Regions from separate parts of the Homo sapiens genome. Here region 2 is linked to region 1. Evidence: read pairs that join two places in POLR2A ChIA-PET (ENCODE). Cell type or tissue: Panc1. All regions are shown on one strand.

Region 1 (8,000 bases):
TATACAGAATTCTTTACATAACTCTCATTTCAGAACATCAGTATTTTATGGAGCCTAGTTTTTGAAAATGCTAAACTAATATCTGGAAAGAAATACTGATATTTAAATCCTAGGTGCTTGTCATCTACTCAGACAGATGATGAAGCAGCTAACCTTCATTTGTGTAGACTTGGCACTATCATTATTCAAAGAACAGCAGACATTGGTTCTGTGCCTTAAACCGTGAAAATTTAAACCCACTTTCTTCCCCCCCCGCCCCCGCTTTTTTTTTTTTTTTTACTCCGTTCCCCAGGCTGGAGTGCAGTGACGCGATCACAGTCCACTACAGCCTCAACCTCCTAGGCTCAAGTGATCCTCCCACCTCAGCCTCCCAAGTAGCTAGGACTACAGGTGTGCACCACCACACCCTGGCTAATTTTTGTATTTTTTGTAGAGATGGGGTCTCATTATGTTGCCCAGGCTTGTCTCAAACTCCTGGGTGCAAGTGATCCTCCTGCTTCAGCCTTGAAAAGTGCTGGGTTTAAAGGTGTGAGACACCACACCCATCCTAAACCCACTTTTTATTTTTATTTTAAAAGTACTATTCAGATTATACGTGTTCTTTATAACAATGAAAAGTCAGTGCATTCTATACTTTAAGAGGGTAATTCTTAAGTAAATTGTTTTACAGATGCTAGATAAGTATCTTTGTCAAATAATAGTCTCAGAAGAGTATTTAATGAGATGGGAGCATTCTCAAATTATACTGAGAAGTAGCCTGGGCGTGATGGCTCATGCCTGTAATCCCACCACTTTGGGAGGCTGAGGCGGGTGGATCACTTGAGGTCAGGAGTTCGAGACTAGCCTGGCCAACATGGTGAAACCTTGTCTCCACTAAAAATACAAAAATTAGCTGGGTAAGGTGGCAGGCACCTGTAATCCCAGCTACTCGGGAGGCTGAGGCAGGAGAATCTCATGAATCCGGGAGGTGGAGGTTGCAGTGAGTGGAGATCATGCCATTACATTCCAGCCTGGCAACAGAGTGAGACTCTGTCTAAAAAAAAAAAAAAAAAAAAAAATTTATTGAGAAGGCCACAAAACAGAATAAACTGTATTATCTCTATATTGTAAAACCAGCCAATGAAAAGCAAAAACAAAAACTAACAAATGGGGCCAGGCATGGTGAATCACACCTATGATCCCAGCACTTTAGAAGGCTGAGGCAGGAGGACTGCTTGAGGTCAGGAGTGCAAGATCAGCCTAGCCAACGTAGCAAGACCCTGTCTCTAGAAAACAATTAAAAAATTATCCAGACATGGTGGCACGCACCTGTAGTCCCAGCTACTGAAGGCTGAGGCAGAAGGATCACTTGAATCCAGAAGTTTGAGGCTGCAGTGAGCCGTGATAGCACAACTGCACTGCAGCCTGGGCCACAAAGCAAGATCCTGTGTCAAAACCACAACAAAACTAACAAACAAAACCAGAAAAGACCAGAAGAAACAGAAACACAAAGTGTTAACCTTATTATAAATAAATCAATTGAAACAAAAAATATTATCTCGTTCCAATATACATGCTGCTGCAGTGCAACTGTCTTATTTTTTGTCTTATGCGTCTCGTGTTTGGGAAACCAAATTCAGAAGAAATCTTAAGATCTGGATGTGGCTTTTACCTGTGTCAGTAATTCATGTAGAGAAGTCATGTAGGTCTTTGGTTTCCAAGCTTCTACAGCTTTAACTCTGGAAGATACGTCATGTACTCTGTTCTAACATGGGAGGCGCTGAGGATGATAGCTACTCTGTGTCCCTGGCTATGTCCTGAAGCTTAACTGATTTTTGACTTCAAAGTGGTCTCATTCTTGTGAACAAGTACTTAAACAATGATTATAGGAGGGTACTGGGAAATCACTTTTTTGGGGGCTTTGGTAAATTTTTTTATTTTTATTTTTTTGATGCGGAGTCTCGCTCCCTCGCCCAGGCTGGAGTGCAGTGGTGCGATCTCAGCTCACTGCAAGCTCCGCCTCCCGGGTTCACGCCATTCTCCTGCCTCAGCCTCCCGAGTTGGGACTACAGGTGCCCACCACCACGCCCAGCTAATTTTTTGTATTTTTAGTAGAGATGGGGTTTCACCGTGTTAGGCAGGATGGTCTCGATCTCCTGACCCCGTGATCCGCCCGCCTCGGCCTCCCAAAGTGCTGGGATTACAGGCGTGAGCCACCGCGCCTGGCGGTAAATGTTTAATCAACGTGCGCAGGCACCACTAGGCCTATAACTTCCAATTCACGGCTCAGCTCACAGAGTCTATTTTCCTCCCACGGTGTCCTAAAGAAAATGGGTTTACTGTGACCTCCTCATTCTTTTTGATTCTCCTCGTTGATCTCCTCCTTGAAATGCTGACCTCATTTGGCTTGTCTCCAGGCTTGTCCCAGCCTCTCCCTCTGTTCTTGTCCTGGGTATCTTCTAGATGTTGGTATTCCCCAGGGCTCCATTCTCTATGCTCCTCTCTCACTCCCTGAGTGAGTCTTCACACCAAGAATCCCACTCCATGGGCTTCCAGTCATTCACTTTCCCTTCCCTGCTCTGAAAGGGAAGGGGAACTAGATTCACAGTGCTTACCTAAGCAATTGGCACAATGTTACTCAAGGTGTCATGGAGAAGAATAAATATAGTGAAAGATAAAACATTTTATTTCACTAATCTTAATTTATTAGATGATAATTCTGTACCCCAAGTTTCAGTAAGAAAACAGAATTTCCTTCCTCGTGTTATAAAAGCAAAAGCAATTCATGATATTTTCTCTCTCGAAGCCCTTCCTCCCTGACAGTCTTTGTCTACCACCCACTAATAAATTGTACTTAAATGTTCCAACATATGTTTCTACTTCATTAACAATTTTTCTCTAAATTTTGTTCCTTTGTTCCTTCACCCATCATGTACCATCTGTACCATACTGATTTGTATGTGCATTACTTAGTAAAACTAATGCTTAAGTAGTCTATCTACTCAAAAGTGTAAGGCACTGGCCAGGTGCAGTGGCTTACACCTGTAATCCCAGCACTTTGGGAGGCCAAAGCAGGCAGATCACCTGCGGTCTGGAGTTCAAGACCAGCCTGGCCAACATGGTGAAACCTTGTCTCTACTAAAAATACAAAAATTAGCTGGGTGTGGTGGCGCACGCCTGTAGTCCCAGCTACTCGGGAGGCTGAGGCAGGAGAATGGCTTGAACTCAGGAGGCGGAGGTTGCAGCCAAGATCATGCCACTGCACTCTAGCCTGGTCAACTCTGTCCCAAAAAAAAAAAAAAAAAAAAAAAAAAAAAAAAAAAGGGTAAGGCACTAAAGGTAGTGTGTTCTTTGTTTTTGTCTTTCTACCATTTATAACCTTGCACCAATGCCTGGCCTACACATAGTAATCTGTCAGTATGTGCCAGTCAATGGATTTAATGGGTTGACAGTAATTTAACGTAATCCAGTTTAGATAAATACCACCAAATATTTCTAAAATGTATACAGTTTAATTTGTACATTTTTCTAAGATAGACTTTTATTCTGAGAAATTAATTGTTGGGATGAGACATGGAAGAGACTACCGAATAGTTCCTCTGCTAAGGAGTAAATTATTATTTTTCAAGTTCAGTTTCTCAACAGTTTCCTGTTCACGCATCCCACCACTTCTCCAACTGCAACTAGTAGTATCCTCCTTAAAATGCTGTCATAGAGGTATCAACTGCTTGCCAGCACAGTGAGGAAAAGATCAGATGATTTACAGCAGTGGTCCCCAGTCTTTTTGGCACCAGGGACTAGTTTCATGGGAGACAACTTTTCTATGGATCCAGGGGAGGGAGTGCTCCCCCTATGAGGATGATTCAAGTGCATTACATTTATTGTGCACTTTCTTTCTATTATTATTACATTGTAATATATAATGAAACAGTTCTACAACTCACCATAATGTAGAATCAGTGGGAGCCCTGAGCTTGTTTTCCTGCAACTAGACAGTCCTATGTGGGGACAGTGATGGGAGGCAGTGACAGATCATCAGGCATTAGATTCTCATAAGGAACATGCAACCCAGATCCCTCAATGTGCAGCTCAGAATAAGGCTTGAGGTCCTATGAGAATCTAATGCCGGGTGAAGCTTGGGTGGTAATGTGGGCACTAGGGATTGGCTGTAAATACAGATGAAGCTTTGCTGGCTTGCCTGCCACCCACTTCTGTGCTGTGTGGCCAGTTACACATTACACATTTACAATAAATGTGTAAATCCCAATACATTTACACATTTATTGTGTAAATCCTAAGGTTATAGAAAACCTAAACCTTAGGATTTACACAATAAATGTGTAAAGACATTCTATTTAGATTACATAGAAAATCTAAAATGTATTGTGTGACATCTTTTTTAAATCCCAATACTGCTGCAACTACAATTCTCAGATAGTCCCATTTGTTTAAATCACGCATTTTCTTTCTTTTTTTTGAGGCAGAGTCTCACTCTGTCGCCCAGGCTGGAGTGCAGTGGCACAATCTTGGCTCACTTCAAGCTCCGCCTCCCGGGTCCACACCATTCTCCTACCTCAGCCTCCCAAGTAGCTGGGATTACAGGCGCCCACCACCATGCCCAGCTAATTTTTTGTATTGAATCATGCATTTTTCATTTCTTTTTTGTTGTTGTTGTTAAACTTCATATTGAAGATAAAGTTAAACTGAAATAACTTTGAGTCCATCCTGCTACTGTTTGCTAAGATTGATAATTTGCCCTTTATTCTCTTAAGGTACAGATATATTGTTTCTAAATATATTCTGAATGATTTTATTTTATGTGAAAAATAGTTCTTAAAGATTATGTACAGACCTCCATGCACAAATTACTCAGTAAGGAAATCAGTACTTCAGATATTGTTTCTGTGACACCTTAGTAAATATATTGAAAGGCAACTGTAATATTTTCTTTCCAACATTTCCTAGATGAAAAAAACAACATACTATAAAGGGCTTCCAGTGTTTGTTTACCTAAATGTTATGGTGGAAGAATTGTTTGCAGTCATTTCTTTATGTAGCTTATTATGAAAGTAAAAAGCAGGAAGTTAAGAGAAATGATTAGAAATGATTACTTCAAGTGATAATGTATTCAGTATTCATACTTTTGCAGAATGCTTTAAATTATTGCACTACATCACTTTTTAATGTAGAGATCATTGTGCATTTACATGGTTTAAAGATATTAATTTCACATTTTCCCAATTAAATACAAATACAGTACCTCACTTTATTATTAGTCCCGTGAGGATGTAGAGACCATATCTTGTTTATTATTGTTTCTCCAACACAAACTGTCTTGCCTTAGCTCTTAGTAAACATTTGATAAATATTTGTTGAATGCTTGAAGAAATGAGGAATCCGGACTCCTGCTACCAAAACCAGTATTATGATTTTTAATCTTGTTGTCCCATCAAAGAGAGTTTAACTCTTTGCATCACTGTCCATTCTGGCTGTCATTCTTTCCTGCCTGGCTCAGAAAAAGACAGCCCTAAAATTAACCCATTTAAATGATTCTTTGCTTTTAGTATACAAACATGCCCACATCTCTCCTACTTTCAAAAACAATGAAACCCTTGACTTCAAATAGCTACCCCTTTCTCTCTCTCTTTGCCCTTCATTACCAACCCTCTTAAACATCTCTTTCTTCGATTCTAGTTCGCACTTCACTTCAATCTGGGACTGCACTCTGGAATCAGATACCAGGGATTTCTTTTTTTGCTTTTTTTTTTTTTTTTTGAAATGGAGTTGTGCTCTTGTTGCCCAGGTTGGAGTGCAATGGCGCGATCTTGGCTCATTGCAACCTCCGCCTCCTTGGTTCAAGGTATTTTTCTGCCTCAGCCTCCTGAGTAGCTGGGATTACAGGCATGTGCCACCACGCCCAGCTAATTTTATATTTTTAGTAGAGACAGGGTTTCTCCGTGTTGGTCAGGCTAGTCTTGTACTCCCCACCTCAGGTAATCTGTCCGCTTCAGCCTCCCAAAGTGCTGGGATTACAGGTGTGAGCCACTGTGTCTGGCCAGATAGATACTAGGGATACTAAGCACTGCCTCTTATCAGCTTCCTGGCCATAAGCCAGTCACACAACCTCTCTAAACCCAACAGGAAATACCTAACAGGGCTGTCACGAAAATTGAGATAATGCATTTAAAGTATTTCTGCATCACCTAGTACATACTAGGTGTTCCATAAATGGTAGCTATTCTTCCTGTTGACTGAAAGCATAATAGGAGCTCAGAGATGAGAAAGACTGGGGGAGGCTTATTTTGCATTTACCTAACTGCTCACCGATGCTTCAGATTAGGAAATTAGGGCCCAGAGAGTTTAAGTAGTCAATGTTTCATGGGGGAGGTGATATTTGAGCTGGATTTTGAAGAATAATAACAATATCTTACATCTATTGAGGGTTCACTGTGGGCCAGGGATGATTCTAAGTGCTTTACATGGTTTGTTTTACTTAGTGTCCAAAACATTCCTGTGAAATAGGATTTCGGTAGACAGTCTGAGGCAGGACAGGGAGGACAGACTGAAAAGAATCAATACAGCTGGGCGGGGCGCAGTGGCTCACTCCTGTAATCCCAGCACTTTGGGAGGCTGAGGCGGGTGGATCACGAGGTCAGGAGATCGAGACCATCCTGGCTAACACAGTGAAACCCCATCTCTACTAAAAATTAAAAAAAAAATTAGCCGGGCGTGGTGGCAGGTGCCTGTAGTCCCAGCTACTCAGGAGGCTGAGGCAGAAGAATGGCGTGAACCTGGGAGGCGGAGGTTGCAGTGAGCCGAGATTGCGCCACTGCACTCCAGCCTGGGCGACAGAGCGAGACTCTGTTTCAAAAAAAAAAAAAAAAAAAATCAATATGGCTGGGCACGATGGTTCATGCCTGTCATCCCAGCACTTTGGGAGGACGAGGTGGGTGGATCACCTGAGATCAGGAGTTTGAGACCAGCCTGGCCAACATATGGTGAAACCCTGTCCTTACTAAAAAAAATACAAAAATTAGCCGGGCGTGATGGCGCACACTTGTAATCCCAGCTACTTGTGAAGCTGAGGTAGGAGAATCACTTGAACCCGGGAGGTGGAGGTTGCAGTGAGCCGAGATCACGCCACTGCACTCCAGCCTGGGCAACAGAGCAAGACTCCATCTCTCAAAATAAAATAAATAAATAAATAAATAATCAAAAGAATGAATAAAAACCTGGAGGCAGGAAAGACACGCTGATTTTTTTTCTTTTTTTAAGATGGAGTTTCGCTCTTATTGCCCAGCCCGGAGTGCAATGGTGCAATCTCGGCTCACTGCAACCTCCACCTCCCGGGTTAAAGCGATTCTCCTGCCTCAGCCTCCTGAGTAGCTGGGATTACAGGCGTGCACCACCATGCCTGGCTAATTTTTTGTATTTTTAGTAGAGATAGGGTTTCATCATGTTGGCCAGGCTGGTCGTGAACTCCTGACCTCAGGTGATCCACTCTCCTCGGCCTCCCAAAGTACTGGGATTACAGGCATGAGCCACCGCACCCAGCCGACATGCTGATTTCTGAAGATGGTGATGAGACTGCTAGCTAGAGTGAAAAGCTTGTCTTAAGCAATAATGACAAACGATGTTGGACAGAGTGGGGCAAAATTACAGGAGGTCTTGACAACCAAACACTCGAAAATTTGGCTTTATCTAATGGGCAAAACAAGAGCAGTTATAAAGATATGACTTGGGGAAGGGAAGATACAGAATGAAGTACAGTTTTTGGCACACTGACTTGGTGACATGCATTGTGAGGCCCCAGGGACCCAGAGCCTCTGCTTCCACTTTTGGTTACCACTAGCCACCAACAGAAGAGTACCAGCACAGTTTCCTATAAAGTGAGGGCTTTAAAAAGGTTTATTGAGGGAATGAGTAAATAAAGGATGGACTGAATAAATAAAGGATGAATGGGAGGCTGTTTCTAGGGGTGAAGTGATCAGAGTTGGGACTATGTTTAAGACAATGGAAAT
Region 2 (8,000 bases), 220 kb after region 1:
AAAGCCCTAACTTCTCCCTGAGATGGAAAGTTCCCTTGTTATGGGCATTACTCACAGCTGGTCCCTCTGGCCTATGTGCTGATGACATCAATGCTCAAGGCCATAGTGTGAGCGGTTTTCTCCAGGTGGGTTTTTGGAAAATCTGTGCATAATGACCTGCTAAACAATGACTCTCCAAAAATAGTGATTCATGAATGTGGCCATTTAAGAATCAGAGTCCTAGCTTGGCACGGTGGCTCACACCTGTAATCTCAGCATTTTGGGAGGCCAAGGCAAGAGGATGACCAGGAGTTCAAGACCAGCCTGGGCAATAAAGAGAGACTCCTTCTCTACCAAAAAAATACAAAAATTAGCTGGGTATGGTAGTGTGTTCCTGTAGTCCCAGCTACTTGGGAGACTGAGGTAGTAAGCTATGGAGTTTGAGCCCAGGAGTTTGAGGCTGCAGTGAGCTATGATTGTGTCACTGCACTGTAGCTCAGGCGGCAGAGTGAGTTTCTGTCTCTAAAAAAAAAAAAAAAGAGAGAATCAGTCCAGGCATGGTGGCTCATGCCTGTAATCTCAGCGCTTTGGGAGGCCAAGGCAGGAGGATCGCCTGAGTCCAGGAGTTTGAGACCAGCCTGGGCAATATAGCCAGTGTGGTGATGTTGCCTCTAGTCCCAGCTACTCAGGAGGCTGAGGTGGAAGGATGGCTTCAGCCCAGGAAGTCAAGGCTGCAGTGAACCCTGATGGAGCCACTGCACTCCAGCCCAGGTGACAGAGTGAGACCCTGTGTCAAAAAAAAAAAAAAAAAAGGCTGGTTCTGGTGGCTCACGCCTGTAATCCCAGCACTTCTGGAGGCCAAGGTGGGTGGATCACCTGGGGTCAGGAGTTCAAGACCAGCCTGGCCAACATGGTGAAACCCCATCTCTACTAAAAATACAAAAATTAGCTGGGCATGGTGGTGGGCATCTGTAATCTCAGCTACTTGGGAGGCTGAGGCAGGAGAATCACTTGAACCTGGGGGATGGAGGTCGTGCCACTGCACTCCAGCCTGGGTGACAGAGCGAGACTCCATCTCAAAAAAACAAACAAGCAAACAAACAAACAAAAAGCAAAACAAAAAAGAGAGAGAATCAGAGTCCCATCTGGACATAGAGGAATCCACTTACTCCACCTCTCCGGCTTGAAGGGAAAAGCTAAGCGTGGGAGTTTGCAGAATGACAATAAAGGGCGCAGCACAACTTGGAGCTACACGCAAAAGTGAGCATGATGTCACTGTCTCCTCCTTGAAACATTTCTTCTGTTTCCATGAGTGTGAAGGTATTGGGAAATATTTAAGATAAGTGCTGTTGTCTGGGGCTCCAGGACCTCTGGGGCTCCGGGACGTCTGTGCCTCCCGACAGAGATGAAGGCATGGAGGCCAACCCCGGCATGTGCCCATCGCAGGGTGGCTTCCTAGTTTTGTTTGTTCATTTCACCCCCACTTACTTCCCAGTCCTTCTTCCTTTCCAGGCTTCTCATGAAAAACACAGCCATCCCTAAGGACCCCAGAGGCCCTGCACCTTGGCTGTGCATCTGCCCCTGAAAAAATTCTGCAGCCACAGAAACAAATGCAATTTTCTTGTCTCAGGTCACCTTCAGTTAAGCTTGAATCAGCCAGCCCAAGTGACCGGCTATGACATTCATTTCCCTCTTAGATCTCTGCTCCTCCTAAACAATAAAGCTTCAAGGTGCCAACAAGGAAGACTGAATTTTATTCTGTCAGATTGAGTGGTAGCCAACTGATGACCTCACTCAATTTCAGGCTTCCCAGTTATCAAACAGGACTTGCATAAGCACCGATGATCTGAAATTAAGTTTACTGGAGAAGGAGTACAAAGAGCTACTAAGTACCGTGAAGCTCTTGTTAGTTATTGAGTAGTAATAGGAATCAGTAGAATCCCCATTCATTTGTATCTCTTCTCGTAATAAGCATCAATTGAGCACCCACTGCATGCAGGGCCCTCTGCTTGTCACCCATGGGGGTACACAGACACAATCTCTACCCTTCCAGAATTTAGCACCTTAAAACCAGCCAAGTGGAGTGCTGGAAACGAGGGGCAAAAGGTGTCCTCAGTGGTGCGCTAAGTTGGTTCTGAGCAATGTGTCACAGTGCAAACCAAAAATAAAATTCTAAAGCCCACTAACCATCTGAATGGATCCCTCCTTTCAGCCAATGGCATTTGAAAGTTCACCTGAAAAAACTAGTTCAGGCCATGATGGAAGGGGGCGTTGGACATGCCTCATGATCCCCTCCTGTCTTTGGAATTCAGGAAAAGCTGACCAACATTAACATTAACACAGACCTTAAGTCTGATAAGAAACATTTACAATCTATTCTCTCTGAAGCCTACTACCCAGAGGCTTCATCCGCATGATAAAAACTTGGTGTCTACAACCCCTTTTCGTAACCCAAACATTCCTTTCTGTTGATAATAACTTTTTCAACCAATTGCCAAACAGAACATTTTAAAATCTATCTATGACCTGGAAGCTGCCCCATCTTTAAGTTGTCCCGCCCTTCCAGATGGAACCAATACACATCTTAGACATATTGATTAATGTCTCGTGTCTCCATCAAATGTATAAAAGCAAGCTATGCCCCGACCTTGTTGGGCACATGTCACCAGGACCCCCTGAGGTGTGTCATGGGTGCATCCTTAACCTTGGCAAGATAAGCTTTCTAAATTGACTGAGTCCTGTCTCAGATGCTTCTGGGTTCATAACGGATACCCCATACCTACATTTTGAATAAACAAGCAAGACTGATGATGGCTGGGTGTGGCGGCTCAAGTCTGTAATCCAAGCACTTTGGGAGGCTGAGGTAGGTGGATCACTTGAGGCCAGGAGTTTGAGACTGGCCTGGTCAACATGGCGAAACCCTATGGCGAAACCCTATCTCTACAAAAAAAAAAAAAAAAAAAAAATGAGCTGAGCATGGTGGCGCATGCCTGTAGTCCCAGCTACTTGGGAGGCTGAGATGGGAGGATTGTTTCAGCCCAGGAGATGAAGGTTGCAGTGAGCCCTAGTTGCGCCTTTGCACTCCAGCCTGGGTGACAGAGTGAGATCCCATCTCAAAAAAAGAATGATGCTGACCACAGCTGGTTTTGCTCACATGTCTCTTTAGTCATCGGAGAGGCCAGGCCCTGGCCAACCCCCAGTCCTCCCGCTGGACTTAATGCATGTGGGCAGTTTGGTTTCTGCCAAAGGCCAACAGGGTTCACCTCAGGTCTGTTAGTGGCACTTTGGGGCTTTAAGTGCAGTCATTTTTAATTCATGAAATTCAAAGGAGACACTGAATGAGTTGGCTCTCCAGCCCTTAACAGGCTGGCCTGAGCATTTTGGGGCGGAAGCATTTTGTAAGGGATTGGAGAAGCCACGCCTTGACCCAGGCAGGGAAAAGGATGACTCAGCCTGAGCCACTGAGGTTGGGCAGGAAACAGCTGATTCTCCTGCTGTGGTGCTAGGCAGGACTGCCTCCCCGCGGGGAGCGGCAGGGGGGTGGGCAGGGGAACAGGTTGCCTTGGGAATCTGGAGTGACTTTAACTGGCAGCTCTTTTTCTTCTCTTCCTTGGGTTATTCCTGGGGATTTGGGGAAAGAGTTGAGCAACAGGCTGGGTTAAAGGAGACAAAATAGAAAGGAAATGAGGAGCTCTGCAAGGCCATCCCTCGAAATAGGCCAGCAAATTCAACTCTTGGAGCCTCTTAGGGAGTCAGGTGGAACCAGGAGGAGCACAAAACACAGGAGAGATCCTTAACACACTGTAAAACGTGAATGTGTTTTTTTGCACCTGGCAAGAAGCCCCCAAAGCTGTACTCTTCAAGGAACTGCCAGCAGCCTGCAGAGATGGTCTTGCGTAGCTTCTGTCAGTCAAGAAAAATGATGAGACAAGTCTCATTTTAGGAGGTTTATTTGCCAAAGCTAAGGACGCACACTGTGACACAGCCTCAGGAGGTCCTGATGACATGTGTCCAAGGTGGGTCGGGGCACAGCTTGGTTTTACACATTTAGGGAGACATGAGACATCAATCAATATATTTAAGAAGTACATTGGTTTGTCCAAAAAGGTGGGTGCCAGGCCTCTGAGCCCAAGCTAAGCCATCATATCCCCTGTAACCTGCATGTATACATCCAGATGGCCTGAAGCAACTGAAGATTCACAAAAGAAGTGAAAATAGCCTTAACTGATGACATTCCACCATTGTGATTTGTTCCTGCCCTACCCTTACTGATACATACATTCTGCCCCACCCTTAAGAAGGTAATTTGTAATATTCTCCCCTAGCCCTTAAGAAGGTACTTTGTATGCCTATCCCAAACCTATAAGAACTAATGATAATCCCACCACCCTTTGCTGACTCCTTTTTTGGACTCAGCCTGCCTGCACCCAGGTGAAATATACAGCCTTGTTGCTCACACAAAGCCTGTTGGTGGACTCTCTTCACACGGACCCGCGTGACATTTGGTGCCGAAGACCCGGGACAGGAGGACTCCTTCGGGAGACCGGTCCCCTGTCCTCGCCCTCACTCCCTAGGGAGATCCACCTACGACCTCAGGTCCTCAGCCCAACCAGCCCAAGGAACATCTCACCAATTTCAAATCTGGTAAGCGGTGTTTTCACTCGTCTTCAGCCTCTCTTGCTACCCTTCAATCTTCCTCTCTCGCTACCCTTCAATCTCCCTGTCCTTCCAATTCCAGTTATTTTCCCTCTCTAGTAGAGACAAAGGAGACACATTTTATCCGTGGACCCGAAACTCCGGCGCCGGTCACGGACTCGGGAAGACAGTCTTCCCTTGGTGTTTAATCACTGCGGGGACGCCTGCCTGATTATTCACCCACATTTCATTGGTGTCTGATCACCACGGGGACGCCTGCCTTGGTCATTCACCCACATTCCCTTGGTGGCAAGTCAATTGCGGGGACGCCTGCTTTGGCTGCTCACCCACCCCCTTCTCTGTGTCTCTACCTTTCTCTTTAAACTTACCTCCTTCACTATGGGCAACCTTCCGCCCTCCATTTCCCCTTCTTCTCCCTTAGCCTGTGTGAAAAGCTCCCAATGTGACTTGTCTCAAATCTTTCTTCTTTCTTTCCTGTCTGTTCGTTCAGTTTCCACCCGAAGCTCTGAGTCCTTTGAATCCTTCTTTTCTACGGACTCATCCGACCTCTCCCCTTCTCCCCAGGCTGCTCCTCGCCAGGCCTAGCCAGGTCCCAATTCTTCCTCAGCCTCTGCTCCCCCTCCCTATAATCTTTCTATTATCTCCCCTCCTCATACCTGGTCTGGCCTACAGTTTTGTTGCGCGACTAGCCCTCCTCCACCTGCCCAACAATTTCCTCTTAAGGAGGTGGCTGGAGCTAAAGGCATAGTCAAGGTTAATGCTCCTTTTTTCTTTTTCTGACCTCTCCCAGATCAGTTAGCATTTAGGCTCTTTTTCATCAAATATACAAACCCAGCCCAGTTCATGGCCCGTTTGGCAACAACCCTTAGACACTTTACTGTCCTAGACACCAGAGGAAGGCTGTCTTATTCTCAATATACATTTTATTACCCAATCCACTCCCAACATTAGAACAAGTGCCAAAAATTAGATTCCGGCCCTCAAACCCCACAACAGGACATAATTAACCTCACCTTCAAGGTGTACAATAATAGAGTAGAGGCAGCCAAGTAGCCACGTATTTCTGAGTTGCAATTACTTGCCTCCACTGTGAGAGAAACTCCAGCCACATCTCCAGCACACAAGAATTCCAAAACGTCTGAACCGCAGTGGCCAGCTGTTCCTCCAGGACCGCCTCCCCCAGGATCTTGCTTCAAGTGCTGGAAATCTGGCCACTAGGCCAAGGAATGTCTGCAGCCCGGGATTCCTCCTAAGCCATGTCCCATCTGTGCAGGACCCCACTGGAAATCCGACTGTCCAACCCCACAGCCACTCCCAGAGCCCCTGGAACTCTGGCCCAAGGCTCTCTGACTGACTCCCTCCCAGATCTTCTCGGCTTAGCAGCTGAAGACTGACACTGCCTGATTGCCTTGGAAGACTATAGGACCATCACAGATGCTTTGCGTAACTCTTACAGTGGAGGGTAAGTGGGTCCCCTTCTTAATCAATACGGAGGCTACCCACTCCACATTACCTTCTTTTCAAGGGCCTGTTTCCCTTGCCCCCCATAACTGTTGTGGGTATTGACGGCCAAGCTTCACAACCCCTTAAAACTCCCCCACTCTGGTGCCAACTTGGACAACATTCTTTTATGCACTCTTTTTTAGTTATCCCCATCTGCCCAGTTCCCTTATTAGGTGGAGACATTTTAACTACATTATCTGCTTCCCTGATTATTCCTGGGCTACAACCACACCTCATTGCTGCCTTTTCTCCCAGTTCAAAGCCTCCTTCACATCCTCTCCTTGTATCTCCCCACCTTAATCCACAAGTATAGGACACTTCTACTCCTCCTTGACGATCGATCATGCACCCCTTACCATCCCATTAAAACCTAATCACCCTTACCCTGCTCAATGCCAATATCCCATCCCACAGTATGCTTTAAAAGGATTAAAGCCTGTTATCACTTGCCTATTACAGCATGGCCTTTTAAAGCCTATAAACTCTCCTTACAATTCCCCCATTTTACCTGACCAAAAACCAGACAAGTCTTACAGCTTAGTTCAGGATCTGTGCCTTATCAACCAAATTGTCTGGCTTATCCACCCCTTGGTGCCAAACCCATATACTCTCCTATCCTCAATACCTCCCTCCACAACCCAGTCTAGATAAACCTAGCTGACCCCATAAATCCTAAATCCTTTCCCCACTCCCCTTTCCATTCCTTAAAAAACAGCCCTAAAAGCTGCTCCCACACTAGCTTTCCCTAACTCATCCCAACCCTTTTTATTACACACAGCCGAAGTACAGGGCTGTGCGGTCAGAATTCTTACACAAGAGCCGGGACCGTGCCCTGTAGCCTTTCTGTCCAAACAACTTGACCTAACTGATTTAGCATAGCCCTCATGTCTGTGTGTGGCAGCTGCCGCTGCTTTAATAATTTTAGAGGCCCTCAAAATCACAAGCTATGCTCCACTTAACTCTCTACAGTTCCCATAACTTTCAAAATCTATTTTCCTCCTCACACTTGATGCATATACTTTCTGCCCCCTAGCACCTTCAGCTATATACTCAGTCTTTGTTGAGTCTCCCACAATTACCATTGTTCCTGGCCCAGACTTCAATCCGGCCTCCCACATTATTCTGGATACCACACCTGACCCCCATGACTGTATCTCTCTGATCCACCTGACATTCACTCCATTTCCCCATATTTCCTTCTTTCCTGTTCCTCACCCTGATCACACTTGGTTTATTGATGGCAGTTCCACCAGGCCTAATTGCCACTCACCAGCAAAGGCAGGCTATGCTATAGTATCTTACATGTCTATCATTGAGGCTACTGCTCTGCCCCCCTCCACTACCTCTCAGTAAGCCAAACTCATTGCCTTAACTGGGGCCATCACTCTTGCAAAGGGACTACGCATCAATATTTATACTGACTCTAAATATGCCTTGCATATCCTGCACCATCATGCTGTTATATGGGCAGAAATAAATTTCCTCACTATGCAAGGGTCCTCCATCATCAATGCCTTTTTAATAAAAACTCTTTTCAAAGCCGCTTTACTTCCAAAGGAAGCTGGAGTCATTCACTGCAAGGGCCATCAAAAGGCATCAGATCTCATCACTCAGGGCAACACTTATGCTGATAAGGTAGCTAAAGAAGCAGCTAGCTTCCAACTTCTGTCCCTCATGACCAGTTTTTCTCCTTCTCATTGGTCACTCCTCTTTACTCTCCCACTGAAGTTTCCACCTATCAATCTCTTCCCACACAAGGCAAATGGTTCTTGAACCAAGGAAAATATCTCCTTCCAGCCTCACAGGCCCATTCTATTCTGTTGTCATTTCATAACCTCTTCCATGTAGGTTACAAGCCGTTC

The links. Peaks named below come from ENCODE experiments on the same cell type or tissue, not always from the same donor. Only the 100,000 strongest peaks of a DNase experiment are listed, where the experiment ranks them.
Region 2: POLR2A ChIA-PET joins it to region 1 with 10 read pairs; 2 of 35 experiments call an interaction of 5 or more read pairs at or near these places.

What each region holds. Positions count from the first base shown.
Region 1 is chr10:32,350,910-32,358,909 of GRCh38, reverse strand. All of the region lies in intron 1 of EPC1-AS1 (EPC1 antisense RNA 1), which reads right to left. It also overlaps a transcript of EPC1 not described here. Among named protein-coding and RNA genes, the nearest start is that of EPC1-AS1, 7.5 kb to the right of the region's middle. In Panc1, no CTCF peak of the experiment used is centred here; no DNase peak of the experiment used is centred here.
Region 2 is chr10:32,134,944-32,142,943 of GRCh38, reverse strand. No RefSeq gene overlaps it. Among named protein-coding and RNA genes, the nearest start is that of KIF5B, 83 kb to the right of the region's middle. RefSeq lists an enhancer at 2,978-3,707. In Panc1, no CTCF peak of the experiment used is centred here; a DNase peak (open chromatin) is centred at 3,355.